Linked DNA regions of Homo sapiens: all the other regions are linked to region 3. The links are chromatin loops, found by intact Hi-C in ENCODE. Cell type or tissue: mammary epithelial cell. All regions are shown on one strand. Each heading gives the region's core, and the rest is flanking DNA. Links, peaks and the distances in the headings are about the cores only.

The links. Hi-C counts contacts between places; a loop is a spot of excess contacts. Peaks named below come from ENCODE experiments on the same cell type or tissue, not always from the same donor. Only the 100,000 strongest peaks of a DNase experiment are listed, where the experiment ranks them.
Region 1: a loop joins it to region 3, with 3 times the contacts of the local background. A loop is called at or near these places in 22 of 110 quality-filtered maps.
Region 2: it touches region 3 in a loop (8-fold over the local background); 80 of 110 quality-filtered maps call a loop at or near these places.
Region 4: it touches region 3 in a loop (6-fold over the local background); 7 of 110 quality-filtered maps call a loop at or near these places.

Annotation. Positions count from the first base shown.
Region 1 is chr12:89,366,991-89,374,737 of GRCh38, forward strand. All of the region lies in intron 9 of POC1B-DUSP6 (POC1B-DUSP6 readthrough), which reads right to left. Among named protein-coding and RNA genes, the nearest start is that of DUSP6, 18 kb to the left of the region's middle. In mammary epithelial cell, for the core only: no CTCF peak of the experiment used is centred there; a DNase peak (open chromatin) is centred at 3,961; H3K27ac peaks cover 4,914 bases.
Region 2 is chr12:89,015,955-89,023,701 of GRCh38, forward strand. LINC02458 (long intergenic non-protein coding RNA 2458) reads right to left here and starts at 3,738. Exons shown (of 3, transcript NR_038385.1): 1 at 3,599-3,738. In mammary epithelial cell, for the core only: a CTCF peak has its summit at 3,789 (motif pointing right); a DNase peak (open chromatin) is centred at 3,707; H3K4me3 peaks cover 260 bases; H3K27ac peaks cover 431 bases.
Region 3 is chr12:89,458,503-89,466,249 of GRCh38, forward strand. The region is part of intron 9 of POC1B-DUSP6 (POC1B-DUSP6 readthrough); the gene reads right to left. POC1B (POC1 centriolar protein B) reads right to left here. Exons shown (of 12, transcript NM_172240.3): 10 at 1,136-1,216. Among named protein-coding and RNA genes, the nearest start is that of GALNT4, 62 kb to the right of the region's middle. In mammary epithelial cell, for the core only: a CTCF peak has its summit at 3,451 (motif pointing left); a DNase peak (open chromatin) is centred at 3,459; H3K27ac peaks cover 499 bases.
Region 4 is chr12:89,221,769-89,229,515 of GRCh38, forward strand. It overlaps LOC105378255 (a long non-coding RNA gene), which reads left to right and starts at 611. Exons shown (of 2, transcript XR_945169.1): 1 at 611-652. In mammary epithelial cell, for the core only: no CTCF peak of the experiment used is centred there; DNase peaks (open chromatin) are centred at 3,773 and 4,223; H3K27ac peaks cover 1,865 bases.

The DNA.
Region 1 (7,747 bases), core at 1,064-6,063, 92 kb before region 3:
CCTGCCTTCTGCATGAGCAGAGGAGAGAGAGTGATACTATTAAATATTCAAAAGCCTTTATCCTTATCCCAACCCCTCCATAGGAAGATGCTATCTTGCCTGGGCTAGGTGTAGTGGCTCACACCTGTAATCCCAGTGCTTTGGGAGGCCAAGGTGGGAGGATCACTTGACACCCAGAGTTCAAGACCAGCCTGGGCAACATAGTGAGACCCCATCTCTACAAAAATAAAACTAAAAAAATTAGCCAGGTGTTGCAGGCACCTGTATTCCTAGCTACTCAAGAGGCTGAAGTGGGAGGATCACTTGAGCCCAGGAGTTTGAGGTTACAGTGAGCTATTATCAGGTCACTGCACTCTAGCCTGGGAGACAGAGCGAGACCCTTTTTTTTTTGAGACAGGGTCTCACTCTGTCACCCAGGCTGGAGGGCAGTGGCGAAATCTTGGATCACTGCAACCTCTGCCTCCTAGTTTCAAGTGATTCTCCTACCTCAACCTCCCGAGTAGCACGCCTGGCTAATATATATATATTTTTTTAATGGAGACAGTGTTTCACCATAGTGGCCAGGCTGGTCTCGAAAACCTGACCTCAATTGATCCACCTGCCTCGGCCTACCAAAGTGCTGGGATTACAGGCATGAGCCACCATACCCAGCCAACCCTGTCTCTTAAAGAAGAAGAAGAAGGGAGAGGAGGAGGAGGAGGAGGATGAGAAGGAGGAGGAGGAGGAGGAGGAGGAGAAGGAGAAGAAGAGAAGGAAGAGGCAGAGGGGGAGGAGGAGGAGGACTAGAAGGAGGAGGAGGAATTATCTTATTATCTTGCCCATTAAATAAAAAAGCGTAAAAGTCCCTTGCTTCTTTCTTTTTCAGAATGGGGATAGTTTAAAAGTGTCTGTTTGCAATCCCCAAATATCATATTGCTTTTGGCAGCTGATATTCTTTAGCAGCTGATTAAGTGATACATATTTTACACAAAACAGAATATCCTGAATCAAAGGGATTTTGAATATTTATTTGAACTGGCTTTATCTCAGGTATATATCTGGAATTCACTGAAAATAAAATGGGTGGTAAGGACTCAAAGATGACAGAGGATAGCAACAACAATAACAAGATGGAGATCAGGAAGTAGGTATGCAAATACCTGTAGGTTGGATGTATATAGGAAAAGCTACCATATCAAACTGGGCAGAAGCAACCAATCCAGAAAAATAACTTCTAGCATCCAATCATATTGTGGTGAGATTAAACTCACAAGAAAGTTAAATGAGGTTTAGAGAACATATTCTCAACCCATACATACTTCATTGGAGCAACTCTTGTTAATCTTAAGGGGAATTATGGAACTCCATTCTTCCTTCTTATTTAGAAGAAAATAGATTCAAGGCCAAATTTGTAGGCCAAATTGAAGATATAACGAGATTTTTTTTTTAACTCATCGTCTTTGCCAAATTCTCTAGAACATAAAACCTGAGGCAAAGATTACTTGCTAAGTCTATGTTGGGTGGTGCAATTTCAGGGCTATAAAAGGGAATGAGAAAAAGGTGAGGCAGGAAAGGAAGGAATGCAAATACTAGACGGTGTGTTAAGGAGCTGGACATAACTTCACAAAGAACAAAGCCTGTTGCTGGGTCCTGCATGTCACCTTGAAACAGTCCATCAGGTGGGGAGGGCAGTGGGAGGAGCAATGGGGGGAGAAAGAGGAATTTATCTTCTTGACCTCTAGTCCCTTGATTCAAAATTTAACTCTGATTTAAGGGAGCCGTTGGGTAAGCCAGATTCCACATCCCACTAAACTGCCTGGAAGAGGTGGGAGGAGAGCAGCCATTAAGGTATGAGGTACAGAGTCCCATCAGGTGAGACCCATGTCTGTAGCCACTGAGGTTCCTGTTGCAACAGGTGAGATGTGATCTTCCCAAAGCCCCAGCTTCTTCCGCAGGAGGCTGAGACAGCAGGCCCACGGATGTCCATTCAGGAAGAGGCTAAGGCTTGGGGGTCAGGTGAAGAATCTTGAGAGACACAAAAATTGTTCTAGTATAGTCATGACTTAAAATTATAAAGAATAATTTTCAAGTCTTTTAGCAAATCCATGAATTGGTGTTTTTGTGGAGATATGAATGACTTTCAGTAAAAGAGTCACCGAATCATAATAGGTATGGAGGTGGAAATTCTATTATTAAGATTTATGATTACTGAAATATTTTCATGATTACTCAGATCCATTTCTGGACTGACCTTATGCTTAACCAGATGATGTTTATTATTAAAGCTGATTTTTAACGAGTGTTCATTAATAAAAAATGCTCTTAACCACAAGGCTTTGTTTCCAAGTGATGTATAATAATATGTGCTAAAACACGAATCTCAATTTCCAGATGCATATTTTACCAAAACACCTATTGCACTAAGGAAAATATGACAAATTCTTTTTTTTGTTTGTTTTTTTCCTTTTTCCCTTTGCTTTTTATTGCTCAGGAAACTATGATTGATTGAGTTTATGAACACATGAACAGGCAAGCACGTACACTTAAAAGATGAAACAAAGAAAAAAGTTGATCCATGTCATTCCATGAGAAAGGCTGCCCGCAGCACTCCAGCTCAAACACAGTGTCCCCTCAAGCTCTCTATCCCCCTCCCCACTCCCTCACCTTCCCTCTGATTCAGGGAAATCAGATTGGGAGGTTAGTGCATCATTGACAGAGAATGCCCTCCTTCCACGCTCTGTAAGTCTCCCCCAGAAGCGGGGAAGGCAGTTCCCTTCAGTAGCGCACTTAGGGTTGATTAGTGTTGGTTCCACAAGTTAAGGCACTTCAGGCTGCTTTAGTGGCAGCGTGGTTCCTCCCCTCCTTTTTTAAGGCATGTGTCCTCTAAGAGTAGTAAAGCTTTGGAAACTGTGCAGACTGTTAAAGTTGACAGCTTAATACAGGATCATTGAAGTCAGCAGGCAAAAGGATCCTCGGAGACACCTCCCTCAGACCAGAAGCTTCCAGAAGGCCTGGGCAGCTCTGTGTTTCGGCTGGGCATGGCACACTGGAGCCCCCCGAGGCCAGAGGGTGGTGCGTTCAGGTAGCAAAGACAGGTGGGCTCCGTCCCGCCTTCACCTGCAGCTGCCCTGGCTGCTGGTGGAGAAAATATGACAAATTCTAATTTTTCTGCACATTAATGTGCTGTGGTATAGGTCTAAGGGAGGGGGCGCAGATGGTGGTGATGGAAGTGGAAACAAAAAAATCAATGAAAGAGACTCTTGATAAAACAAGCGTCATATATCTAAAAATAAAATAATAACAAATGGTTATCCTAGCGTATACATCCAGATGACATTTGGAAATTTGCATAGAAGTAACAGAAGGGCTAAATGAAGCCTTCTGGAAAAGTCATAGTCTTTCAAACTTTATGTACTCTTGGATTCTAGAAACTCACTTCAGTTATTTAAGTGAAATGACCAGAATTAGTGTCATCTCCATACATTGAGCAGGAAGTTAACTTTGAGGAACTATACATGAGCACTTGTCCCTGAGGTTGTAGTATCTTTATGTCCTTTCCACGCCCTCGCCACAAAAAGCCCCAGCAAGAACAATCAATGTTTTCCTGCTTAACCCGTATTTTTATCTGAATGTACATTCTCCCTCCTCCCTCTTCCCTCTAGGCATTTGCTAGGCCCTTAGGAGGTCAGGCAACTTGCACTGTGGCACATGAAGAATATTCACATACTTCATATCCTGCAGGAGAAAGGAGACAGCACAAGAAATTCTGTTGTCACTAATTGAAAGTAGTTTATCACTTTATCTTTAGAAGGTCTAATGCCAAAACTTCAAGGAGATAATAAATAGTCCAGTCTGGGTTTGAGCCTGGAGTTTGGATGTCTAAGATGACTCCGAGCGGATGTGGATTTACGTGTTAGTACCTGAAAGTGGGCACAGCCCCCACCTTGGAATGAATGTACACTTCCAAAGGACTCGTTCCCACAGGGTGGTGGAAGGAACAACAGAGACAGCTATGTGCCCACATGCTCAGCCATCTGCCATTCCAACCACATGTCTCTCCCCCCGTTTCCTGCAAATGATTCATCTATTCTTTTTCTCCTTCTTCAAAGATAACTCTGTAAGCACTTAAGGAGGGGAAAGTCATTAAGAAAAGTGGAATCTGGAGTTATTAGGATGAGATAGAGCAGATTAAACAGTCTGGAATTTCACAAAGCAAACAGCACAGGGTGCGGACCCTGGGCCCGTCTCTCTCCTGCTGGTGCATCATTTCACAGGTTATCATCCTTCATGAACAGGTCAACAAAAATGGCCACAGGTAAACATGAGCATATGAGTTGCTAAAGAGAAAGAAAGACAGAGAACAGCAGAAGTCAGGAGGATTCTGGATTTTCCAACTGGAGCCTCTGTGCATCTTATCCAGCATCACAGACAGTGTCTGTCGCTAAGTGATGCCAAAGGTTTTACACCAATGAATGGGATCTTTGTGACGTTTTCCCAATAACAGACCAAAAAGCTGCCACTAAAATCATGCTTTTAAAGGAGATCCTGAACAATAGCCAGTGAAGGTGATTATGGCCATGTCCCCATGTCCATGAGGAGGTGCTTGGTGGGTATTTGTTGAATTGCATCAAACTGGAGTTGGATGGGACTCAGTTCAAATCCTGACTCTGCTTCCAGCTTCTGGTACATTAGGCAAGTTGCTAAACCTCTGGGCTTAGGGGATAAAGACACTACCTCACAGGGTGGAGTGAGGAGTAGAAGATAATATACGTGAAGTACTTCATGTGGTCTTTGGAAAGAGGTAGATAGATAGGCAAATATCAGGTGATTACAAATACTCCTTATAATTTCACTTCAGTTTGTACCGCATCTCACACCCTGAAGCTAGCAGGGTAAAGAGCTCTCAGGAGAATGAAGAGGCCTCTGGCCCATTCTAGTATGGTCTCTCCCATCAGGAGGGGAAAGGCAAATATTGCATGGGACCTGGCAATAAGATTGAATGAGACATAAGCAAAGTCTGATCGCATCCTTATCCCCACCCCTTAACAGCCACTATATCCCTTGAGGCAAGTGAAGGGCCCCAGAAGTGAGGGATCTTATTGCTAAGTAGATCAGACAGAGTTCTTAAAGATTCTAATATGTTGCCTGTATTGTCTCATCTGTAAAATGGGTGTTAAAATAGCACTCATATCTTGGGTTATGAAGATGAAAGAAGATAATCTATGTAAAGGACTGAGCACAGGGCCTGGGACAGTTAGTGATAGATACATGTTAGCTACTGTTGCTATTTTGTATTCCATGTTCAATCTATGATATTGATTAACCTGTTTATTGATTGCTGGATTTTCATTTAGTAAATTAATTTTCAATAAATGATTTTCACTTAAGCATTTGTTCACGCAGTCACTTCATTCATTTATTTATCATAAAACATTTATCAAGGTCCTATTCTATACTGACACTATGCTGGGCTCAAGAGATGCTGAGGCTTTTTGGGCAAGAAGGTTGAAGACTAGGCAGGGAGAGAGACCTGAACTAAAGCAGGAGAAGGCAAGGTGTAGTATACACATCATGGAGACATGTATAAAGCATTCCTGGAACCCAGAGGAACCAGGAAGTGCTGCTCATAAAAGATGCTTTTTGAACTAGATCTTGAAGAGTGAGTAGCCCGAGGAGTTTGGGCTTGCGAATTCTAGATAACAAGAACAGCTTGCCAAAAGGGATAAAGTTGTGAAACAAACAAACAAACAAAAAACAGGGTTTGGAGCCAGGAGGACTTTGGTGTGAGTGGTGTTTGGCCATTCTGCCTGGTGCCTTCCTTTGAATTTAGGTTCGACCCCCTGTGGGGGCCACAGAGAGTCACCTGCAGCTCAGTCTTACCCCAGGTGCTGGGCCCAAGTCTGCTCTTAGAGGAAATGTAAGTAGCTTATATCACTCAGTATCGGGTCAGCTAGGCTCTGGGTTCTGTTCTGAGCTCCTGCTCTATTTCTAGCTGTGAAGTTTCCACTTGATTCCTGTCACAGGCTCTACCTTGTATTCCAGTTCAAATAACTGGGCTTTGGCCTTTGTTCTTTCTTCTACATTCTGCCTCTAAGTTTCTCTAAGACTGGAATTTTGCCTTTCCTTATCAGTCCTTCCTAGAACTTCAGTCCCTCCCAGAACTTCAGTCCCCTCCTTGGCCCTGGGGCCTCACTCCAGGCTGCTTGATCCACTTATGGTTATTGCTTGCTGGGTTCACCTTCTTCTCCTTTCTGCAGGTGGAACACAGACTGATGACAACCACGTGCTGAGATCCCCTGTTACTGCCTAGACACAAATTGCTATCTAGGTCCTGTTTCACTGCCTGGCAGAACTGCCTTGCTACTTCTGGTTTGGCTCGCCATTGCCTGAATTCCTAAACTCCATTCTGAATATTACTAGTGAAAAATGCACGGCAGGGCGCAGTGGCTCATGCCTGTAACCCCAGCCCTTTGGGAGGCTGAGGCAGGTGACTCACCTGAGGTCAGGAGTTCGAGACCAGCCTGGCGAACATGGTGAAACCTCGTCTTTACTAAAAATACAAAAATTAGCCAGGCATGGTAGTGGGCACCTGTAATTCCAGCTACTCAGGAGGCTGAGGCATGAGAATTGCTTGAACCCGGGAGGCAGAAGTTGTAGTGAGCCGAGATCACACCACTGCACTCTAGCATGGGCTATATAGAGCGAGACTCAGTCTCAAAAAAAAAAAAAAAAAAAGAAAAATGTGCTACTTTGGTATTGAAATTAGCATCCAACATCAGCTTTTGGAGATACAGGTTATGCCATATACTTTGGTAAATTTCCCCCAAGCATTTAGACTTACAGAAGATATGCAGTAAAAGCTGTTGGAGTATATGCTACAAATGAGCCTTGGTGGTATGGTCCCAGGCCTTCCTGTGCTGATTAGCATTTTATGGCATGTATAATTTTCCTTAACATTGCTCAGGGGATTAGGACACTAGTCATATGCTGCCAGCCACAAGTTTTAAAAAACCAACTTAGGAATAAAATCACAACAGGAAATGAAGGCCATTTGGAAATTTGAGAACCCACATGTTCTCTATGTTATTTTCTTTTCTTATTTTTTTTTTTTTTTAGGAAGAGTTTCAAAGTTTCAACCTGTTTTAATGCTTGCCCATCTGGTTGTTTTATTAATGAAAACAGCAGCATCTTCTAATGCTCTTGTGTGAGGCAACAGTATTTTCCCAAAAAAATCACAGAAAAAACTTTGGGATTTGATGTACCATATTTTGTCTTTTACTTTTTTTCTTTGAAAAAATAAATCCCAACTGGAGATCATTTTAGAGAGAGTATGTGCTTAGAAATATTCAGTGAGTCATGCCTGGTGTTGTAGGTCTATTCCGGTGCGTGGGGTTTCCAGAACAATTACATAAGTGTTAGCATAGCCAGGAACTTTTGACATTTGTGGCAGCCTAATGGAGTTCTTTTCATCATTGAAAATATTCTAACTGTTGTTTCCTTAAATCTAAAATGCATAAAACTAGTGAAGCAGGATAAATTGATTCTGAGGCATTTCTATCCAGTATGCTTTGTTGGCAAAGAAACTGAAGAAAATTTACTTGAAATAAAATACAGGTGATCAAGCTGTTAACAAATACAGTGATCTAATCATCTGGCAGAAAGTGAGAGGATAAATTGTAAGTGAGACCTTTTTGTTTCTTCTCTTTCTTTTATCTATCAAGATTTCCAGCCCAGGCGTGGTGGCTCACACCTGTAATCCTAAGCACTG
Region 2 (7,747 bases), core at 1,838-6,837, 440 kb before region 3:
TGAAATTCCAGGTAAATGGAATCAGCTGTCATGGCAGAAATAAAGGACAAGGAAATTGACGTTTGTTGGCACTGTGCAAAGCACTGTGTTTTCTAATTTAATCCTCAGGACAAATCGATGAGGTAAGTTGCATTGGCCTCATTGTAAAGATAAGTTATTTGAGGGCTGCTGAGGTTAAGTGACTTTTTCAAACCAGGCTGACTTTTCAACTCACTGTGACTTTTCTTACTCACTGTGGTGAATAAGCATAAGAAAATATTCATCCTTAGATTCATTACTGATTTTTTTTCCTGCCGTTGAAATAATTATTTTACTTTGCATCGAACATCTTTGAGTCTATTGTCAGGTATTTCTCATCCACATTTTTATTTTAAAATCGGGGCTAATGCAATTCCATTCCTAGATATTTTCTTAAAGAATTGAAAACAGATACTCAAATAAGTAAATGTAACTCATGCTCACAGCAGCACAATTCACGATTGCCAAAAGGTAGAAACAGCCTTAATGTTCATCAACAGATGAATAGATAAACCGACTGTGGGACATATATATATTCTGTTGTGTATATATCTACAAAATAGAATAATATTCAGCCATAAAAAGAAATGAAGTACTGATAACATGCTACGATATGGCTATATCTACAAAACATGTTGAATGAAAGAAGCGAAACACAAAACATCACGTATTGTATGATTCCATGTATGTGAAATACTGTATCCAGAATTGATAAATCTATAGAAACAGAATGCAGATTGACAGTGGTCAGGGCTGTGGAGGAAGGGGTAACAAGAAAAAACGCTTGATGGGTAATGGACTTTACTTTGGGGTGATGGAAATGTTTTGGAACTAGATAGAAGTAGGTGATGGTTACACTGAGTTGTCGACCTTAAAATGATTGATTTTATGTTTTATAAATTTCATCTCAGTGAAATTTAAATCAATTATAAATTGATCTTTTAAAGTCAGAACTAATGACCTTTCATCCAAGATTGCTGCTGAGGGCTCTTCTGTTTTTTCTTTTCTAGATGGAGTCTTACTCTGCCGCCCACGCTGGAGTGCAGGAGCGATCTCGGCTCACTGCAACCTCCGCCTCCGGGATTCAGGCGATTCTCCTGCCTCAGGCTCCCTAGCAGCTGGGATTCCAGGTGTGCGGCACAGTGCCCGGCTAATTTTTGTATTTTTAGTAGAGATAGAATTTCGCCACGTTGGCCAGCCTGGTATTGAACTCCTGACCACAGGTGATCCATCCGCTCAGCCTCCCAAAGTGCTGAGATTACAGGAGTGAACCACCGCGCCCAGCAGCTGAGGGCATTTTCTTTGTTGAGGAAAGTAATAGTGATGATCAGATTTGTAATTTTCCTGTATTAAATGCCTAGAACTCTACAGTCAACAGATGGCGCTCTAGTTCCAATTGTTACAGAAGTTCTCTGCCCATCCGCAAGCAAAGCGTTGTTTTCATCAGTGAAAAGAGAATAAACACTGTGCTTTAACTTTTTTACGTAGCTAAAGAAAATAAATAAAGCGTCTTAATTCCTTTCAGAGATTACTTTCAACTCAATTATGAAGTTAATATTAGACAGCGACTTTTAGAACAGAAGTCATACTTGAAAATATTATGCATATCAAAACAGCAGATAGAGTTTTAAAAAGCAAGAGTTTTACAAGCAGATAGACCTGGATTCTAATTTAAACCCTACCATTTTCTCACTGTGCGTCCTTGAGCAATTTGCTGAAACTCTTTGAATCTCAGTTTCCTCTTCTGCAAAATTTTGACAATAATACCTACTTCTGAAGGTAGTTTTGACAATTAGAAATAATGTCACATGCTTTGCAAAACATTTAGTATGTAGTAACTACTCAGAAAGATATAGCTATTCTAATTAGTGACAGAGAACATACAAACATACAGGTAGGATTTCTCTGCCTTAGATCATATGTGTTTAAATGAGTTTGAAGCATCAGAGATCTAGTTGTAAATTCTGAGTAAGCTGAAAGTGTTATACGGTTATGCTTTCTCTAAACCAATCATTGAAGTGATGCCATATTAATATGGCAGAAAGTTTGTAATATATTTTTAGGTAGAGAGAAAAAAACAGATTATAAAATGGTAATATAGTGTCATCCCAATTTTGTTTAAAAACAGTATACATCTAGTAAGATATAAACCAAAATGTTAAGGTTAGTTATCACTGGTTTATGAGACTATAGTTTATTTCTATATTTTTAACACTTTTCTGCATTTTTAATATTTTCTATAATAAATAAGTATTCATTTTTCATGACAAAAAGAAATGTCATGTAATAATATGAAGTCAAACATATATCAAATATTGATACTGCAAAAGTTTTCTTTTGTGAACCAGTTGAATCCATAGAAGGACCGCTCTCAGAGCTCAAACACAGTGCTCCAGGGTGCTACCTGCTGCTTAGAATTCTCCATAGGAGAAACGAGAAAAAGAAAAACCAAGCCCAGTTATGCTTCTCTGTGCCAGTTTTTCAAGCCAGCATATATAGAAGTATCTAGAAGATATACAAATGATTAGGAAACAGGAAGTTCAGCCAGCCACATTATTTAGGATCATGTCAAATACATCCCTAAAAATTAAAAAGTAATAATGATTTCCGTATTTCTTATTAATCTTAATTCGTGAGACAAGGCCTTTGTATCAATTCATAATAAATTTAGGAGTATTCGTGAAAAATTTTAAATACAATATATACTTTGACCAGCAACCCCACTTCATGGACACTGACCTACAGAAAGACACATTTGTGTACCAAGTTTCATGGCCAAGAATTGTACAGGAAAACATTGTAAGAACAAAGATTTCCACTAAAGGGGAAATGATTTTAACATTATGAGACATTTATACTATGTAATGCTATCCATCTGCCAAACAGAATGCTATAGACTTCTACATATGGACATGGAATGATCTCCTACACGTATTAACTGTAAGAAAAATAAGCAAATTCAAGAACTATTTCCCAAAGAAACCCCTTTTATGTTTTAATAAATCTATATGTGTGTATAGATTTGTATATTTATATATGTAAATACATAGAAATATTGAAAAGGTCTAGAAAGATACATACCCAGTTATTAACAATGACTATGTCTAGGAAAGGTCGTTTTTAAAACTTTATATTTTCTGAATTGTTTTAATTCCTTCATACACACACATTTCCATTTATAAACTTGAATTCAGTTGAACTCTTGGCAGGGATGGAAGACATGGTGTCCATCTAGCCACAGAGACATAACTGATAGCTCAGACTGGTAGGAGAATCAATTAACGCACTCATTCAACAAACATTTATTGAATATTTACAAGATGCCAAGCCTATGCTAGAAACTGTAGGTGCAAAAATGAAAATAGTAAAACATTGTCTCTGTCTTCAAATTTTCCACGAAGGTATACATACCTCATTAAAAAAATCTGGATTTTCACTTGTTCTTTATCTTATATGTTTTTTATAAAGTTAGTAGAAACAACGGTTTCTTAGTGTTGCAGAAAACGCAGTAATGAATCATTAACAATGAATCATTAACAATGAATCAACAGTGGCTCGAGGAAACATCTTTATGACTTACATCATTAAGATTTGAAGAATTGATTCTGCTCCCACCTCCTAACATATACCCTTCTACCCCTAAGCTCACGGTTGATGCCAAAATCTCTTTATTGTGAGTTACACGGAGACAGGAGCAGCGACGCAAGCTACGTGAAGTCTACTAAATCCACTGTTGCCCTCTCGGTAAACCAGTATGAATGCAGCAACAGGAAGGACCACAAGATGGCAGACTGGAAACGAGTCATGGAGCCTACAGCAGGCGATGAGGTGCTACAGCCAGTGGAATCCCGTAGCCCTGGCATCTGAAGAGAGACTGGGAAGGGCTTTATAGATCTGTTGAACGGAGGGATCAGAGCGAAGAACAATTTTGGCACCACTCTAGTGCTTGCTCACATCTCTTAGTGTTCTATTTAGTTGTTTTTACCATCTAAAAAACAAACCATGTTCATCTCTTCTTCCCACCCCAAATAGATAGTCATACTCATCAAAATCAATCATAGCTTTCTATTTTAGTATGATTGAGTAGCAGAATTTTTAAATTGGACAGGATCTCCCCAAATTTGAGGATGAGGTGCTTCATGCATAGGGAGGAGGCAGAAAGATAGATAGGGACCTGGTGGGACAAAGAAGCACAAGTCCACATTGTCATAAGGAAAGGCTCTTTTCATGATGTATGGGGACTAGGGTTGAGAAATTATTTTCAGGAAGTTGTGTGAGTAAGGCCAAAACTGTAATTTTCCAGACTTTATACCTGTGCATGCAGAGACACATAGGTAAAGATGTTGAGTAATGTGAAAGTGTACATTGGTGCTGCTGTTCTTATTTAAGCAGATAAAGTATCTACATAACCTATGATCCAGCCATTTCATTCCTGGGCATATATCTCAAATAAATCCTCACACAGGCTTGCAAGCATATATGCACAAAGATGACAGTGTGGTTTGTAGTGTCCAGCAACTGGAGGTAACCTGGGTGCTCATAATTGGGAGAGTAGATAAGTAAGTGGTGGCTTACAGATATTTACAGGATCATGCATAAAAGGGCAAATGGCCAAGCAGCACATATTTTGACCTGCCAACACGGTGTTGACCAGGATGGCTCTTGGAGACAGAAGGAGCAGACATCTGGGACCTCCAATATTGTCCTATCATACTCTGAGACAGTGCACAGCAATCTGGCAGGGCCAACTGTCTGACTCTAGGAAAAGGACATTGAACCTTGAGCTAGGAGGTTTGAAAGCTGTGATTGAGGTGGCATTGGCCTCTTTTGAAAAGCAAAATCCCAAAGTGTATTTTGAGAACATTGATAATTTGTTGTCAAGACAAGTTGCATAAAAAGCCGGCCCGGCACGGTGGCTAATGCCTGTAATCTTAGCACTTTGGGAGGCTGAATGGGTGGATTGCCTGAGCTCAGGAGCTCAAGACCAGCATAGACAACATGGTGTAACCCTATCTCTACTAAAATGCTAAAAAATTAGCCTGGCATGGTGGTGCGGGCCTGCAGTCCCAGTTACTTGGGAGGCTGAGGCATGAGAATCACTTGAACCCGGGAGACGGAGGTTGCAGTGAGCCGAGATCACACCACTGCACTCTATCCTGGGCCACAGATCAAGACTCTGTCAAAAAGAGAAAAAAAGGCAAAAGTAGAATAATTAATACTGTGTGGTATAGACACAGAGTCAAATTTATTGACCAGAACAGAATAGACATCAGGAAGAGAGTACACCTGTGAAAAACTAAATGCACAAAAATACAGAAGTCTGACATTGCCAGACATTGGTAAAGATTTGAATGAATGGATATTAATACACTTCTGATGGGAACACACATCAAATTAATCGCTTTGGAAAACAGTTTGACACCTTCATATCAAGTTAAATAGTTTACATGCAAAGACCAAGCAATTCCACTCTTAGGTACCCTAGAAACTAGAAGAATTGTTGGGCATGTATACCAAGAGAAATGAATAAAACATGTATCACAGTATCCTTCGTATCAGTAAAAATTGAAAAGAAAAAAAGAAAAACCTTCCAATTTCCAACAACAAGAGAGTGACTAAATGAATTATATTATAGAATAATTATGCAGTGGAATATTACACAACCTAAAAATGAATGAACTAAAGCTACTCACAAGCATAGAAAGACATTTTAGAAACATAATGTGAAATGAAATAAGTCACAGAAGATGACATATAGCATGATACAAATAGAATGTTCAAAATCAAGCAAAAGTATACAATGTTATTGTTGGGGAAACATTAACTAAAAAGAACTAAACTACTTCTAAAAATGTAAGAGAATGACAAGCATAAAATTTAGGAGAGGAGTTAGTTACCTCTTAAAACGGAGGCACAGGCTGGGCTTGGGGACAATCACATTCCTGCAAGGGCTGACTGAGGTAAGATCAGTGATGGAGTCACAGATATGCCTTATATAACTTATGTAAATGTTATTGTGATTTTTATACATTAGTTATTACATTAAAAATGTTAACATATGTATTAAAAGTAAAAAATAAAATCCAGACATTAATGACAGGATGTATTCAGGCATGTTTAGCAGTTCACTTTTCTCCTGTATTTATTTCCTTTAATACTTCCTTAAATGTACAAGGGTTAAACATCATGCTCTTCAGATTCTTTCTCACAGGTATTCTGTCAAAGACGAACAGGGGTAGATTTGGAGAAAAAAAAGGAAAATCAAAGAACACTTCCGGGTACAATAGGGCCCTGAAGAAACAAGCTTTAATCTGTCACTATGGTAAAGGTGAACTTCAGATAGTAAAGAGAACTTCATTTTCTCTTTACATCACTTTGTCTGATTGAAAAATTCCACTTACATATGTTTTAGTCATTCAAACTAGCCCATCAATTTAAGGGTAAGTTATGAGGTCCTGCTATTTGTAAAATTTTAACTTGCAACAGGATATCTCTGCTAGCCTACAGAGTAGAGCATGGGCAGATTTATGCATTATTGGTTTGTGTCTGCTGCCCATAATTTAACAAAACTTACTTAAAATTCTGAAGGACTACTGAACAAAATGTGCTTGTCTTTGGATAACATAAAATTTAAATTCTCATTTTAAGTATTTAGCCTATTGTTTTTTAATGTTTGACACCTTAGACCCTTGTAATTTTGCAAAGACTCGCATACATTTGGATCAAAAGCAATTCGGCTAACTTTTTATTTTGTATAATATCATTCTCAGCCATATTTACTTCTTAAGTCATGTTTTTCCTGAATACCAGACTTCTTTAGTAGACGCTAAGGAATGAAAGCATGATATAAAGAACACAGGATTTAGAGTGTAAGGACATGAGTTTAAGTCTGACTTACTAAATGGTTCAAGTTTCTTGGCCTTTCTGGGCTTCAATTTACTCATCTGGAAAATGAAGAAAATAATTGCATTAGTCAAGATTTTTTGTGTGTGCAATTCAATTCAATTTGTTTGTCAATTCAATTCAAGATCACTTAAAAAACAAATTCAGGAACTTCACATTGCTGGAAGTTCAGTAGTCAATGCAATTAGATCTAGAACATCATAAGTCTCTTTCCCCATCTCTATTTTCTGCCTCTCTCCAAATACTCACATTTTTATTCAAACAAACTCTCATCATTTGGTGGGAAAAACTACTTCTAATTGACCTAGAGTCACATTCTTCCAGTTCAGCCAATTCAGGAGGATTTTTTTTTTTTTAAAAAGGATAATTCTCTCACCCAACATCAGATTGATCATTTTAATGCTCATTTCTAAGCCAATTACTGCTCCAAGAACTATAGGCTGTTATAACTGGTCTACCTGAGCTCACATGCTCACCCCTGAGAACAAAGCAGTAGATATACTAATTGACAGACTCACCAGGGCCACTCGTTTTGGACAAGAACAGATCCCCACAGCAGGCAGAAGTGATGTAGAGCTGAAACTCAATTTTCCACTACAGTAGTAATTTCTCTAGCTAGAGTGTTACAATGACTGAAAATTTGGGACACAGCACTTTTTATATTGTAGAATACATTACATCTTTGGTTAAGGTGATTTTTTAATTTAAAAAAGTATGAAAATATTCAAAGAGAGAACATAAGATCCTATTAAAGTAAGGCATCTGTTCAAAACAAGTCATTTATTGTGTAAGATTAGACAAAAGGCTATATATTTACAAAGCAAAT
Region 3 (7,747 bases), core at 1,109-6,108:
CTCACTTCGTTTTTGTCACTGAAACTCCTAATGAGAGATCTAGGAGGCTTCTCTGCTATGGGATTAACACTGAAAGGACCCTTGAATAATTAGAATGGTTTCTGGTACAAGATAGACTCAAAATGGACTAGTCCTCTGTAGAATTCCTCTACAATAAATACTATTCTTGAGATCTATTAGAGAATTTGTAATGTCATAATGTCAGGGTTTTATTTTGGCTACAAATTAAAAATGTACCCAAAATATTTAACTAAACTGACATCATAGCAGTAGTGTCGTCAAAGACCACGCTGTTCTTCCCATTTGTTCTTACGATTAGTTTTGCACTGACTAGCAGGATCAACTGTGGCAGTGATTTGCCTTGGAAAGAATTAGCAGAATCCTAAATGGAAAGGCTAAAATTCTTAATCTTTGAAAATTTTGAAAACACTGAATAAATAAATTTTATATATGTAATTTCTATCAACAAAATTGTAAGTATTAGAAATACTTCTTAATTTATGGATAATCCATCAAAAGAGATTAACCAACGGCAGTGCTGTTTTTCTTACAGCTTCTAATGAGAAGACTAGAAGTAAGTTTAGCACCTCTGAAGGACAAATAACACAATAGGGAATCTGCTCTGCAACAGCATGTGAAATGTTACCTGGGTGGCATCTTAATACGTGAGACAGTGGGTATGGATTAGACTGAGCTCAGGGACCTCAAAGTAAAAGCTTTCCTGGGAAGGGGAACATCACACACCAGGGCCTGTTGTGGGGTGGGGTGGCAGGGGGAGGGATAGCATTAGGAGATATACCTAATGTTAAATGACGAGTTAATGGGTGCAGCACACCAACATGGCACATGTATACATATGTAACTAACCTGCACGTTGTGCACATGTACCCTAAAACTTAAAGTATAAAAAAAAAAAAAAAAAAAAGCTTTCCTGGAAATTGTTGCTGCTCCCCCCTTGTGGTAAACTATTTAGATGCATTGTAAATATGACTATAAAGTTTTTCCTATACTAAAATGTTAGGCTACATAGGCCACGTTTTATCTCCTCCCCCAACATTTTTTAAAGGAAAATGGATTATGCCAAATGATTAAATGCCACTTAAGTGTCAAAAAAAAAAAAAAAAACCCGACTTACTGTGGTAGAATCAAAAGAAAGGATATCCATAACAGGGGGAGTAGAGATCTGCAAATCGATTACCTCAAGCTTTGGATTAATCTGTGTATATACATAAAAAAAAATTATGAGATTTTCATACCATAAGAAACCAAATACTATTTGTAAAAACCTGGAGGGCATTTTCTAATATATTCTAAAATTAAAATATATTGGTATATTCATTACTATGGATAAAAAAAATTTTAAGCTAAATGTTAGCCTACCAATTCTATCAACGTATAAGAAAAGATCATTTTGGTAAGGTTGAATTCACCCCAGAAATAAAAGGTTTTCACTTTAGAAAATCAATGTAATTTACCTAAAAAGGAATATTAAAAATAAAATAAAATGACCCACCTCAAAAGATGAAGAAAAAAATCCTAGCCAGTTCAGTAAGAAAAGGAAATAAAAGGTATTAAGATAACAATTAGAAAGAAATAATATTCTCATTCATATATAATGTTATCTAGAATTTATTGCTAAATCATTAGAATAGTCAGAGTTTAAGTTAGTCCCAAAATCAATATATGAAATCAACTGCATTTCTGCATTCTAGCACACAGTTAGAAAATGCAAAATTTTAAAGGACACCATTTACAATATCAAAGAAGTTTAAAAATACATCAGAATAAACATACAAAAAAGAGTAAGACCTTATGGAAAAGAATAAAACTTATGTTAACATTAAAAAAGGCTCAAATAAGTAGAAACTGTATCATAAATAACTCAAAAACAGAGTGCTGTATATGGAAAATAAATATATTCAGAATATTCGTAATGAGAAAAGTGAAATTAAAGCAAAATACCACTTAATACCTATTAGACTGCAAAAACTAGAAAGCTCAATGACGCCAACACTGTTTGTAGCAGCATTGTTTGTAATGGCCAAAAAACTATTGGAAGTACCCTAAGTGTCTATCAACAGTTAAACAGGCTGTAAGAATTACTACAGTGACAAATTCACTGGAATGCAATACAGCAGTGAAAACAATTTATGAATGCATGAATTCAGAATTCATATGTATGAATCTCAGGACTTTAATGTTAAATTAAAAAGTAAGTTACGGAAAATATACATTCAATATAATTCCATTTACATAAAGTTCAAACTCATTCAAAATTAAACAATAATTATAGATTCAAATATATAAAGTTACAAAGAAAAGCAACAGAATGATTACCTAGAGTGGTGACTAACTTTGAGGGAGGCTATTTCAGAATTTGAAAAGACATAAAAATTAAAAATAAAATTGAAACATTATGAATACAAAGAAGTAAACAAAGAGCAACAAAGATAGCAGAGTTTTATATCAAATGAATGGTACCAATAAGTGTACTAACGAACCTTAAAGAAGAAACTATTGACTGAGCGCTTATCAGGAGTGTCCAATCTTTGGCTTTCCCTGGGCCACATTGGAAGAATTGTCTTGGGCCACACATAAAATACACTAACATTAATGATAGCTGATGAGCTAAAAAAAAAAAAATTGCAAAAATATCTCATAATGTTTTAAGACAGTTTACGAATTTGTGTTGGGCTGGATTCAAAGCCAGCATGTGACCTGTGGGCTGGACAAGCTTGGCTTAGACAGTGAGAAAGACTTCCTATGGAGGAAACACGGCATATGACGGCTCTTTAATAAAAGATCTAGAAAACAAAAACAGAGAGGGAGATGAGTAAAAGAGCATTCTTCATGGCATAGTGGAAGAATGCTGACATACTTTCACACAGGGTTAGAAAGAAGATTGTCAAGGGTCAAATTGTGAAGGGTGAAGGAATTTGGGAAGGCACAGAAAGTTGGAAGCTACAATGTGCTGAATTGAAAGAGTAATCTGACAGACACATAAAGTGTCATGAATACATTAGGGACGGCAGTGAGGACACTACAGCGTTAATCCAGGTCTGTAGTGATGAAGACTTGGCCAGTGATAAGAGGAGTGGAATAATTTTTAAAGCACTTACCATGCTTGATGGGTATGGCTGTAGTTTTAGAAACAGTAAAATCATTTTATAATTATCCAGCCAGTGTGTTAAAGGGGAGATATAACTGCAATGCTATAGTAAAGAAGGAATAAAGCTGTGCATGGTAAGGATGAGGGGCAATCAGCTCAGCTAGCCAAAACCGTTATCTCTTCCTGGCTGTCCCATAAAGCAGAAATCAAACACAGCCTCCTGCCATTAACTCTAAGTCCAGAGTTGAGGTAAAGAACAGAAATGTGAGAGTGACTTGTTTTCCTTTTAATCTTAAGACTCCCTGTCCAGAGACTGCTTGCATACGTTTTATTCTCTTTTATCTACTGCCACCTAGTGTAGACAGAAAATTATTTACCTAGAAAATACAATCTAGTTGCACCATCTGAAATTGAAACTGCTCAAGAAATCTAAATCACGTAGAGTCAGCACCTGTCATTAAAAAAAATCCTTGACCTACAAGTTGGGAAACAAGTCCTGATGTAATTAACAGTATTTAACTGCGTAAGTTGCTGCCACATAAGTTAAATAGAGCTGGAAGTTCTTACTAAGTAACATTTATAGTCCTCTCCATAAAGAAAATATGCTGAGGGGGTGATATGGTTAAATTCTTTGCTAGCTAACTCTCAGGAATACTAACAGTACCTTGTAGCTCCTGATATTTATTAAAGGGAAGAATATGTTAATAATTAGAGCTGCCTTGAAATGAAGTGGGCTGCCTATGAGAGGCCAAGTTCTCCATGGCTGAACAAGGGTATATAACTGGGACTAATGAATGAGGTAAAGGTTAGCCTGTATGACCTCAAAGGTACCATCCCACATCCCCCATTGAGGTTCTCTGTGTCCATGATACTGAGGAGTCCACGAACATAAAACCTCTACTAATAAATTCCATAAGCCTTCACTAGACTACAAGCTTCTAAAGAGCAAGGAGTATGCCCATCTTGTTCACTGCTGCATACTCTAAAGCTAGTACAACGTCCAGCACACAGATACTTTAATATCTGTTAACAGGATAAAATGTAATTTTGTTTATATTGAAGCATTACATCAAAGTGGTTAAAAACACAGAATGGAACCAGAGTGCCTGGGTTGAAATTCTACTGCTGCCACTTACTAACTTTAAGATTTAACTAACATAGACCTCAATTTCTCATGGGATAATAGTGGTACTTATTTCACCGAGATTTTAGGAATATTAACTTAATTTGTATAAAACACTTAGAACAGTCTTGTATAACTGTTAGACTTTATCATCATGTAATGAACATTTACTGAGGCCTGAAACAGTATAAACATATACCCCAGTTAGAAGTAGAATACAAAATGGATAGACAAGTGGTCATTTTAAAAAATCATAAATGGTGATGTTTTCAACCTTATTAGAAGATTGAGATAAAAACCCAATCTCAGACTTAAAAACTTAAATTGATCACTTGTACTTTTCAACAATGAATCATGGTCAGACTATCACAAAATATTATTATATAAATATTTGGTTAAGGTAAAGGACATTTTCCTTCCTGCTAAATATCATACAGAATTTCATATGCAATTTATATGTTAAGGTAATCTAAAATGGCCATAAAAAACTGAAAGCCATCAGAACATTATTTTATTAAAAAAATCTTTTTAACCAATTATAATCCCTGCTTACAATATTCTGCAATTCTCCTAGAATAACTATTTTGATGCTTTACTGTCATTAAGAGCTATCGCCATCGCTTAGAGTGGCTCTACTGTCTTCTCATCAAAATGTGTAAGAAAGAAGGGAACTGCTGCTCCGGAGAAAAATATCACACACACACACACACTGAAGGAAAGTCTGGTTTTGTCTAGGGGCAGGACAATGCAATCCAACTCATGACAGTCTGAAGAAGATAAAGTCAGCATGAACTAGTGATGTGCTATAGCACAACATGGGTAGGGTCAAGATACCTTGTGTAAAAACTGGGCTTCTTTCCCATCAAAAAAAAGAGAGAGAGGTACTGTTCTCATGTTTTTAATTAAGATGGAGTGCCTAGGCCAGGAGTACTACGAAGGATCTGTAGTTAGATAAGTAGGAAGAACCCGGGAGGGGGCTATTTCACATAGAGAGAATTTGATATTTCATGCCTTCTTTCATGTGGCCTCCTTCTCTCATTTATTTTAAAAGTAATATGGCTATCACCCCCTCTATCCATGTAGGAATTAGTAATTTATACATTTAGTCAGCTGGTACCCAAGATCTAAGACTCTGCAGGATTCCCCACCTTCAAACAAGTGAAGCGCTTAAGGCTAGCAAAGGGGTGGCTTTTGCAAAAGGCCAAACTATTTTACTCAGCAGATTGAGATTATGCAATTCAGATGAGTCTCATAGAAAACATAATACAAATCATAAAAATGTTATCTCGTTTCAAACTCAGAAATAAAACACTCATGGTCACTGCAAACAGAGAAAGAAAAATTCATCAGTTCACTTAGATACCATTTATTCTACATATTTTAATAAGATGTTTATTTTCCTTAAATCCTAATACTGACCTCAAAAAAAGATTTCTTAGTTTTAAAATATTTCCCAAGTAACTGCATGTAAATTTGCCTAAAGCTTTGAAAAAAACTTAATCTACTGAATTTAGTATTTCAAAGTAAAGTTTACTAATCATAAATGAACACAGCACAACTTCTATTCTGACTATTCCATTCTGTGTGAAAGTTTTGAACTAAGTAGTCTTTGGCTTAGTGAGGGATCCATATTTATTAATTTGAAGTAGAGTCTTTAAAACACAATTTGGTACTTAACAATTATTTATTCATAATACTAAAGTTGTTCCCTGTCTAGAAAATTTCATAACCTTGACTTTTTTATAAGAGTTTTTTTTTTTTTTTTTTTTTTGAGACGGAGTCTTGCCCTGTTGCCCAGGCTGGAGTGCACTGACATGATCTCGGCTCACTACAACCTCCGCCTCCCAGGTTCAAGCGATTCTACTGCCTCAGCCTCCTGAGTAGCTGGGATTATAGGCACGCGCCACCACACCCAGCAAATTTTTGTATTTTTAGTAGAGACGGGATTTCACCATGTTGGTCAGGCTAGTCTCGAACTCCTGACATCATTAGCCGCCCACCTCGGCCTTCCAAAGTGCTGGGATTACAAACATGAGCCACCGCACCTGGCCCAAGAGATTTTTTCAGGAAAAAAAAAAAAAAAAGAAACAATTACAACAATTGGTTGTTCATATACAGAATCCTATCACTCTTCTGGCATTTTATATCACAGGGCCTCAAAGTGTTTTACAAAAGCAAGTCATGTTTTATACTTAATTTAAGCAGCCATGCATGTTTACAGATAATTTAAACTGTGTACACAGAGGCTGACTACCTTAAGGTCACAAAAAAAAAATTCAGTCACAAGGCTCAGCATTTTGTAGAGTGCAATTGAACTCTAATTCCACGATGAAGAAAAGTCAGTGTTTAATAGAATTTTTAGGGGTATACGTGAAAAATTTGTTTGAGAGTGGCTTTGCATGGCCTGGGTCAGCCTGACCCAGCAACACAAAGCAGCCCAGCTGGTTTAATGGCTTTTTGGCTATACCATAAGAGCAGAGCCACTCAGGCAACTCCTTGACATTTTAAAGAAAGCCTAGCACTCTGAAATGAACTAGGGCTGACAGTAAATCAGAGAAAAAATGGCTTGAGTCTCTGTGCTGAGGTGAGTGTGGAGTCATGGAAATAGCACCTAATTCACGAGGAAAGCAGTCTCGGGATCAGCCTGCAGTTCTGCCACCCAACACCCTGGAAAGTGGCCAAATGGATATTTCCCTCCTGATCAATCTTGGCCAAACCACAAGATGACAGAATAAAAATACCAAGAGTTAATAAAACCAACTTGGATAATACAAGAAAAAAATACTCAAGTTAAATTAAAATATATTTCACATGTATTTTATATGAATTTATATAATCACAGGGATAAGAAATATAACTAGAAACAGAAGCAAAAAATGGGAAAACCAAATTAGATTACTTTTTTCTTTTAAATAAAAGAAAAATGATAATACAATAAGTAGTACAAAGAAGTGGTAACATGATTAATACTTTAGAAGAACTGAAAAGATTGTCAGAAGTTGGAAAAGACAAAGATTATAGCCAAGAACTGAAAGTCAACACTACCAGGGAAAAGCAAAGGCAGAAATCCCAAGATATGGCTGGATTAAACAAAATCTAGAAAATAGTTTAAAAAACAAAGAACAAAAACATATACTTAGATGCACAACTGGAGACTAGCAGAAGTGCCTGAGATAACAGCAAAGACCAAGACTAAGGAAAACAAAATGAAAGAAGTGATGTGGCTGAGGGTACATGCACAGCATGAACAGTGAATGCGGCTACCGTGCATTGCTGCTCAGGAATACATCTCAAGAACTCAAAATACCTAACTCTAAAAGCAAAGAGACTGCCAGTGATAAAAATTCAGATGAACAGGTAATTTCTGAAGTCAGCTCTTAGAAGAGAAACAGCTGAAGAAGAATAATGCAAAATAAGAATAGGCTAACATCAGCTAAGCATCTAGCAAAGATAAATCTCTCTTTGAAGACAAAAGAATGCTTAAATCATAACACTTAAATTCATAGGACCTAAGG
Region 4 (7,747 bases), core at 1,183-6,182, 240 kb before region 3:
GGTGTATAGGAATGCTTGTGATTTTTGCACATTAATTTTCTATCCTTAGACTTTGCTGAAGTTGCTTATCAGCTTAAGGAGTTTTGGGGCTGAGATGATGGGGTTTTCTAAATATACAATCATATCATCTGCAAACAGAGACAATTTGACTTCCTATCTCAATACCCTTTATTTCTTTCCCTTGCCTGATTCCCCTGGCCAGAACTTCCAATACTATGTTGAATAGGAGTGGTGAGAGAGGGCATCCTTGTCTTGTGCTGGTTTTCAAAGGGAATGCTTCCAGCTTTTGCTCATCCAGTATGATATTGGTATGGGTTTGTCATAAATAGCTCTTATTATTTTGAGATATGTTCCATCAATGGCTAGTTTATTGAGAGTTTTTAGTTTTGGCCTTTGGATGGGTTTTTTGTGTGGGCATCCTTTTTGTTGATGTTGATGTTATTGCTTTCTGTTTGTTAGTTTTCCTTCTAACAATCAGGCCCCTCTTCTGTAGGTCTGCTTGAGTTTCCTGGAGGTCCACTCCAGACCCTATTTGCCTGGATATCACCAGCAGAGGCTGCAGAACAGCAAAGATTGCTGCTTGCTCCTTCCTGTGGAAGCTTCATCCCAGAGGGGCACCCACCTGATGCCAGCCAGAGCTCTCCTGTATGAGGTGAGGTGTCTGTCAACCCCTGCTGGGAGGTATCTTCCAGTCAGGAGGTATGGGGGTCAGGGACCCACCTGAGGAGGCAGTATGTCCCTTAGCAGAGCTTGAGCGCTGTGCTGAGAGATACTCTGCTCTCTTTGGAGCCAGCAGGCAGGAACGTTTAAGTCTGCTGAAGCTGCACCCACAGCCGCCCCTTCCCCAGGTGCTCTGTCCCAGGGAGATGGGAGTTTTATCTATAAGCCCCTGACTGGGACTGCAGCCTTTCTTTCAGAGATGCCCTGCTCAGTAAGGAGGAATCTAGAGAGGCAGTCTGACAACAGCTGCTTTGCCACACTGTGGTAAGTTACAACCAGTCCGAACTTTCTGGCAGCTTCCTTAACACCGTAAGGGGAAAACCACCTACTCAAGCCTCAGTAATGGTGGATGCCCCTCCCCCAACCAAGCTCAATTGTCCCAGGTCAACTTCAGACTGCTGTGCTGGCAGTGAGAATTTCAAGCCAGTGGTTCTTAGCTTGCTGGGCTCCATGGGAGTGAGACCTGCTGAGCAAGACCACTTGGCTCCCTGGCTTCAGCCCTCTTTCCAGCAGAGTGAACAGTTCTGTCTTGCTGAGGTTCCAGGTGCCACTGAGGTATGAAAAAAAACTCCTGCAGCTAGCTCAGGGTCTGCCCAAACAGCTGCCTAGTTTTGTGCTTGAAACCCAGGGCTCTGGTCATGTAGGCACACAAAAGAATCTCCTGGTCTGCGGGTTGCCCGCCTTCTGCGTTGGTCTCTCTGGGAGCTGCAGACCAGAGCTGTTCCTATTCAGCAATTTTGGCTGTGTCTCAAGCCAATGTTTTAAATTGTAAAATTTCAGTGAAATACACAATTTCCATCAAATGACAATATAAAACTTACAGTCTAAATATATTTAATAGACCTAAAATAAATTGAATATCTATCAAAAATAAAACACTCTAGTGTTAACCAAATGTATAATTACATTCTTTTTTGTCTTTGGTTTTTGATGTTGTTGTTGTTGTTGTTTGCACAACACAGTCTTGCTCTGTCACTTAGGCTGGAGTGCAGTAGCACCTTCATAGCTCACTGCTGCCTCAAATTCCTGGGCTCAATCAATCCTTTTCCACCTTTTCGTCCAAGCTCAAAAATCTTTCTCAACTGCCGTTAAGATCACACTCACTCCCCAACCTGGATAATAACCAATTAAATGCTTCAAATAATCTTTCTCTGTCTTTTGACCAGGGCTTCAACTTCCACTTAAAAACCTGAACTTGACACCTTTTTGCTTTCTTAGTGGAGTTAATTAGGGAATAATTTTAGGCAAAACAAATCCATTGAAACATACAGTGATTATATAGATAGCAAATAGTAAACATTTGCAGAAGACAATGAAATGAAATGTTATACTGCCCACTTGTAGGCATAGTTTTAAGCATCTTACAGAGAAATGAAATTGATTGAATTTTTACAAAAGTCTCATGTGATTAACACCTTCAAGAGTAGAGCCATCTTCAGAGAACCCAGAGTCACGAAGCTCAGAGATTCTCCCCCGGCATTAGGAAGATACCTTTAAATTTAACCCAAAGCTTGCATGGAGTCATCAGAGATCTGCACTTTCTTTCAAAAGAAATCAGCCAAATTATTTTTCTTTCATTTTTTTTATCTCATCATGAAATGAACATTCAATGCTATATATTCCCTCCCACTAATAAGGCTAAAATTTAACCAGAAAGATGTAATCATACTTTTCATTTAATAATGTACTTTATGGATATTTCAGACTCAACCTCGACTAAAATTTCTTCTTTTGTATCTTTGTGATGGTTAATTTTATGTGTCAGCTTAACAAGGCTAAAGGATACTCAGAGAGCAGGTAAAACATTATTTCAGGGTGTGTCTGGGAAAGTGTTTCCAGAAGAGATGAGCATTTGAATCAGTAGGCTGAGAAAGGATGCCTTCACCAATGCAGATGAACACCAGCTAGTCCTTTGAGGGCCCTTTTAAGAAGAAAAAAGGCTGAGGAAGGATGAATTCACCTCTTGGCTTAAGCTGGAACTTCCATCTTCTTCTGCCCTCAGACACCAGTACTTCAGGTTCTCAGGCCTTCAGACTTGGACAGAGACTTACATTATTGCCCTCCCTGCCCCCACCACATTCTCAGGCCTTTGGAATCAGTCTGAGACTTACACATTTGGCTCTCCTGGTTCTCAGGCCTTTGGAGTTGGACTAAATTACACCGCTGGCTTTCCTGGCTCTCCACCTGGCAGATGGTATATCATGGAACTTCTAGGCCTCCATAATCACATAAGCCACATTCTATCAAAAATTCTTTTGTTCTGTTTCTCCAGAGAACTGTGATTAATACAAACATATAGTCCTTTTTCTGTGTAGTAATAGGTATGTATTCTTTCATCTGCCCAGCACCCTTCCCTTTTCTGGCACAGACCCACCCATTCCTATTTCCATCTTCCCTCACGCCACTACATGGTTCCCATGAGAACTGCCAATCACAAGAGCCCATCCACTGTGCAGAGAGGCTGCGTGTGACCTGAGCTGGACCTTCCTGAGTATCTGCAAATTGGGACTTACAAAAACGGGACAATCCTTCTCTGATATCAAGGCTTAGGATCTGAGTCTGAGAAGGAGGTAACCTTGTGGAGGAGGTCTGTAGGAAAACATGTCGAAAAGAAGTGAAAGTTAAAAGAGAGAGAGACTGGAAGGCATGTAAGTCTCTGTTTCCAGTGATCCTGCAGACCCAGTTCTCTCCTTTGCTCTTCCCTTTTGCCTGCACTAAAAGGAGACATTTGAGGTTGCATTTCTGTTACTTGTATGAAAAGGGTCCTATTTAATATAGATTCTCTCATTATTCCTTTCATTAAGGTTAGACTACGAAGAGGAAATCCCAGCCTAATTCATTTTTCATTTGATTAGCATATCTGGACCAAAAAAAAAGTTTAGTTCTAAGAAAATCTGAACCATTGGCCAATTGGTAGTAAGAGCTTCCATCACATCAGAGCTTCCATCCAGGCAGATCTTCACATGCAAAAGCTCTCCTTTGCTCTTCTGGCTCCTGAATATAGATGAGCTCACCAACGTGACCTCACTTCAGAGAGCACTCAGATGAAAGGAAGTGTGATGTCGGTGAGTCAAGGGCAGAGGCGAGACACCCGCCTCTCAACTCAAGTTTCCAGGCAGAGAAAACCAAAGAGGGGGGCCAGGTGCAGTGGCTTACGCCAGTAATCACAGCACTTTGGGAGGCTGAGGTGGGAGGATCACTTGAGCCCAAGTAGTTTGAAACCAGCCTAGGCAACATAGTGAGACCCCATCTCTACCAAAAAAAAAAAAAACTGGGACAAGATTCTAAAACCAGCTCACACTTCAGGCTGGTAACTCATGCTTTTGCTGCCTGTGGAAGTTCAGCCTTGAGGCCCTGAAGCTGACTCCACAAACAGCTCAGCTGCTCCCCTACAGTGCTCATTGCTTTATGCTGCAATAACAGCCACTCCTTTCTCTGGTTTGGGTCCAACAAACAATCCTTCCCTTCTCCTCTAATACCAACCTCTCTGTAGTGAGCTCATGTCCTCCCTCTCTCTTCCTCTCCCTCTGACTCATGGTGCTCAAAGCTTTAAGAAATAAAAACCTGTTGGACCAGCCAGACTGGAATCATCAACTTCAAATGGGCCAGCCCTTCCGTGAAAGGGAATCTCACTTTCATTGTTAGCACCAAGGCTCTGAATTACTTAACCTGGTCATGAAAAGCCCCAAACCCAATTCTTTCTTTCACCAGTTAAAAACAATAGTTGTTATATGTCTTTAAAAGGAAAAGAAAATACACCTTTAGTAAAACAAAATTACCCTGGTATTTCCACATCTCAAAAGCGACGTCATTCATGTAGTTTTAAAACTAAGCAATGAAGTGATTCCTTCTTCCCTGTAGTGTTTTTAAACATAGTTTTGTTTTGTTTTTTGGCTTTGGCTATGAAACAAAATATTTTAAGGGAGCCAAATTCAGAAATATAAGAGCCGTCAGCAGAAGGGATTTAAACACAATCATCTTGAAACTTGAAGCACCAAGCATAAAACCTGTATATTTTATTTTTTCAATAAATATTTACAGAATTTATCATAAAGTGGTTTTCCAGTGGAGAAATAAGGATGAGAAATAAAAATGTGTTACCAAATATTTGTGGTATAAAGGAGTCACTGTTGTCCAAACCAAAAAACAATTCGCTAGATCTCTAATCTCTCAGAATTTTTAAATAAAAACCCGGATTTTTAATCACTTTGCTGAAAAATAAAATCTTTATCTTAGGTATCAGGGCAAATAAAAGCATTTTGGGGGGTGGGGGGGGCTGTCTCTGTCCTCTGTAAGCAGGACCTTTAAAATTGAGTTGATATGTTATTACCTCGCTCTCCCAGACCAAAGATGATTTCATCAAACAATTCTTGACAGACTCAGGTGAAGTTTATTTTGCTTCTGACCCAGTGGTGATGTTCCTGTGAGATCTTGGTACATATAGTTCTTATGATAAATATCTTTAGATTTGTGCAGGAGAGCAGAAGAAAAGAATTTGTTGAGGCAAAATTCCTTGATTTGAATTTGAACCTGCACTCATCATTAGGCAGTCTATAAAACAAGGTGCAATCAAATAAATTGAGCATAGCAATATTTTTTCAGCATTATTGTCCTAACTGGCCAGCGAGCTTTGTGGATGGTTTTAAGTGGTTTGGCTGGTCTTTTCTGTAGAGTAGTTATCCATGAAGAGATGATTAGCTTTCAATTACATGTAATGAATGCTCACTTGGGTTTCTTTGCACAACCCCCTTTTCTTCCCCTATATTCAACCTCTGGGATAATGAACTCTCTATAAACTATCCCAGTACTCAACTAAAAAAAATCATGACAAGGAAATACAATCATATGGCTAGCTCTGTTGGTATTTGGTGAGTTCTTGGGAAAATCATTTTCGCTAAATATTATTGAAAATGCCCTGGCATAAAGCTTGTAATTGGATTGTTTGTAACTCAAAGGACAAATGCTTGAAGAGATGGATACCCCATTCCCCATAATGTGGTTATTTTACATTGCATGCCTATATCAAAACATCTTATGTACCCCATAAACATATATACCTACTATGTACCCATAAAAATTTTTAAAAATTGAAAAAAAAATTAAAGAACAAAAAACATCAGACAATTTAAAAAGAAAAATTTTTAAAAAAAGAAAAGAAAAGAAAATTCCCTGGCAAATTCCAGCCAAAGAAAGATCTAGAAAAAGCTATGGTTTACTACATATTTAAGCTCCTAAATAAAGATGTAGAAATGTAACCCCAGCCTACTGAGGGTTAGGTCTTCCTGTATTTTGAAATGAGAGAGGCCAGGCATGGTGGCTGTAATCTCAACACTTTGGGAGGCCGAGGCAGGAGGATCTTTTGAGCCCAGGAGTCCAAGACCATCCTGCACAACATGATGAGACCTCATCTCTACAAAAAATATTTTTAAAACTTAGCTGGGCGTGTCAGCACATGCCTGTGGTCCCAGACACTCAGAGGCTGAGGTGGGAGAATTGCTTGAGCCCAGGAAGTCAAGGTTGCAGTGAGCAGTGTTCACACCACTGCACTCCAGCCTAGGTGACAGAGCAAGACCTTGTCTCTAAAGACAAATAAATCAATGAAAGAGAGGCAGTGAGTTCTTTAATCATCTTTACATTTTACTTTAAAATTCACTGGCATGGTCCTTCCTGAGATTGATTCACTTCTGATAATGCTTCTTGTAAAGAAAAGCCAAGTAAAATCAAAATTGAGAATAAGATATATTAATGAACTGAAGTAAGTTTGCACAGCTACACAATGACAGAGAAGGGATTTTTAAACCCAAGTCTTTCTGATCCCAGAACCTACATGTGATTTTGCTACTTTGCCTCTTATGAGATAATGTGGATCTGATGCATACACAAGATCTCCAAATGTTTTTTAGCCCCTTTGATTTCTTTTTAAGGATAGTGAGCATTTGCATAGGCACTGCTGAGTGTTTTTGTCAAGGACATAGTACAATCCATTAAGAGAATCCAAGCAAATGAATTTCCAATCTGTCTTCGGTCATTCAGTTCTCTATTCTCCCTATCAATCTAAAGCAGCAAAATCTGATCATTCTTTCTATTCGCCTCTGGAATGTGTTTTTTGTATTTTGAAAATGAGTGCTTCTCATGTTCCAGTAATTCACACCAACTCAAATGTTTTAAACGAAGCCAGACTGTGAAGGAATTTGAGAGGAAGTAGAAAACTGCCAATGATTGCTCCCAACTCATCCCTGCTCACTCCATTCCATGCACAGCTGGCCTGAACATAAAGCACCATCCCAAATTTAGTATAAAATTCATTCTAAAGACTCTTTCATGTCATATCATCATCTAGCTGGATAACAATATGGGCTTTTAATTCCCTTTTCTAAAATTTTACACTATCCAAAAATTAAATCAAAATGTTTCTTCAGAATCTCCTGGTCTCTTTTTTAATTTGATGAAGCTAGCAGCTTGCATCCACTTACCAAAGTGACAAAAACAAGATGAAAAATGAATCTAACTGCTATTTATATACAGCATCACAACATGAGCTGTGTTTTCTAAGTCGGCTGAAAGGGGTGCAATCTTGTTGAGCATGGCCAGCTGCTTTCAAATTTCTTGATAAAAGTTTTCTTCAGGTGATTATCTGTCTTTTGAAGAGAAGGAGCATACTTCAATGCCAATATAGTGTTAACTTAAAATATTTACATGTAACACTCTAAGAGGTTACAATAGTTAACAAAGGAACACTACACAACAATAAAAAGGAGCTAACTACTGATACACACAATAGCACAGAAGAATCTCACAGACATTAAGTTGAGTGAAAGACATGGACTGGGGCCTGAAAAGGGTGGGATTGGGGGGAGGGCGAGCATCAGAAAGAGTAGCTAATGCATGCGGGGCTTAATACCTAAGTGATGGGTTGATCTGTGCAGCAAACCACCATGGCACACATTTACCTATGTAACAAACCTGCACATCCTGCACATGTACCCCTGAACTTAAAATAAAAATTGAAGATTTAAAAAAAACATTG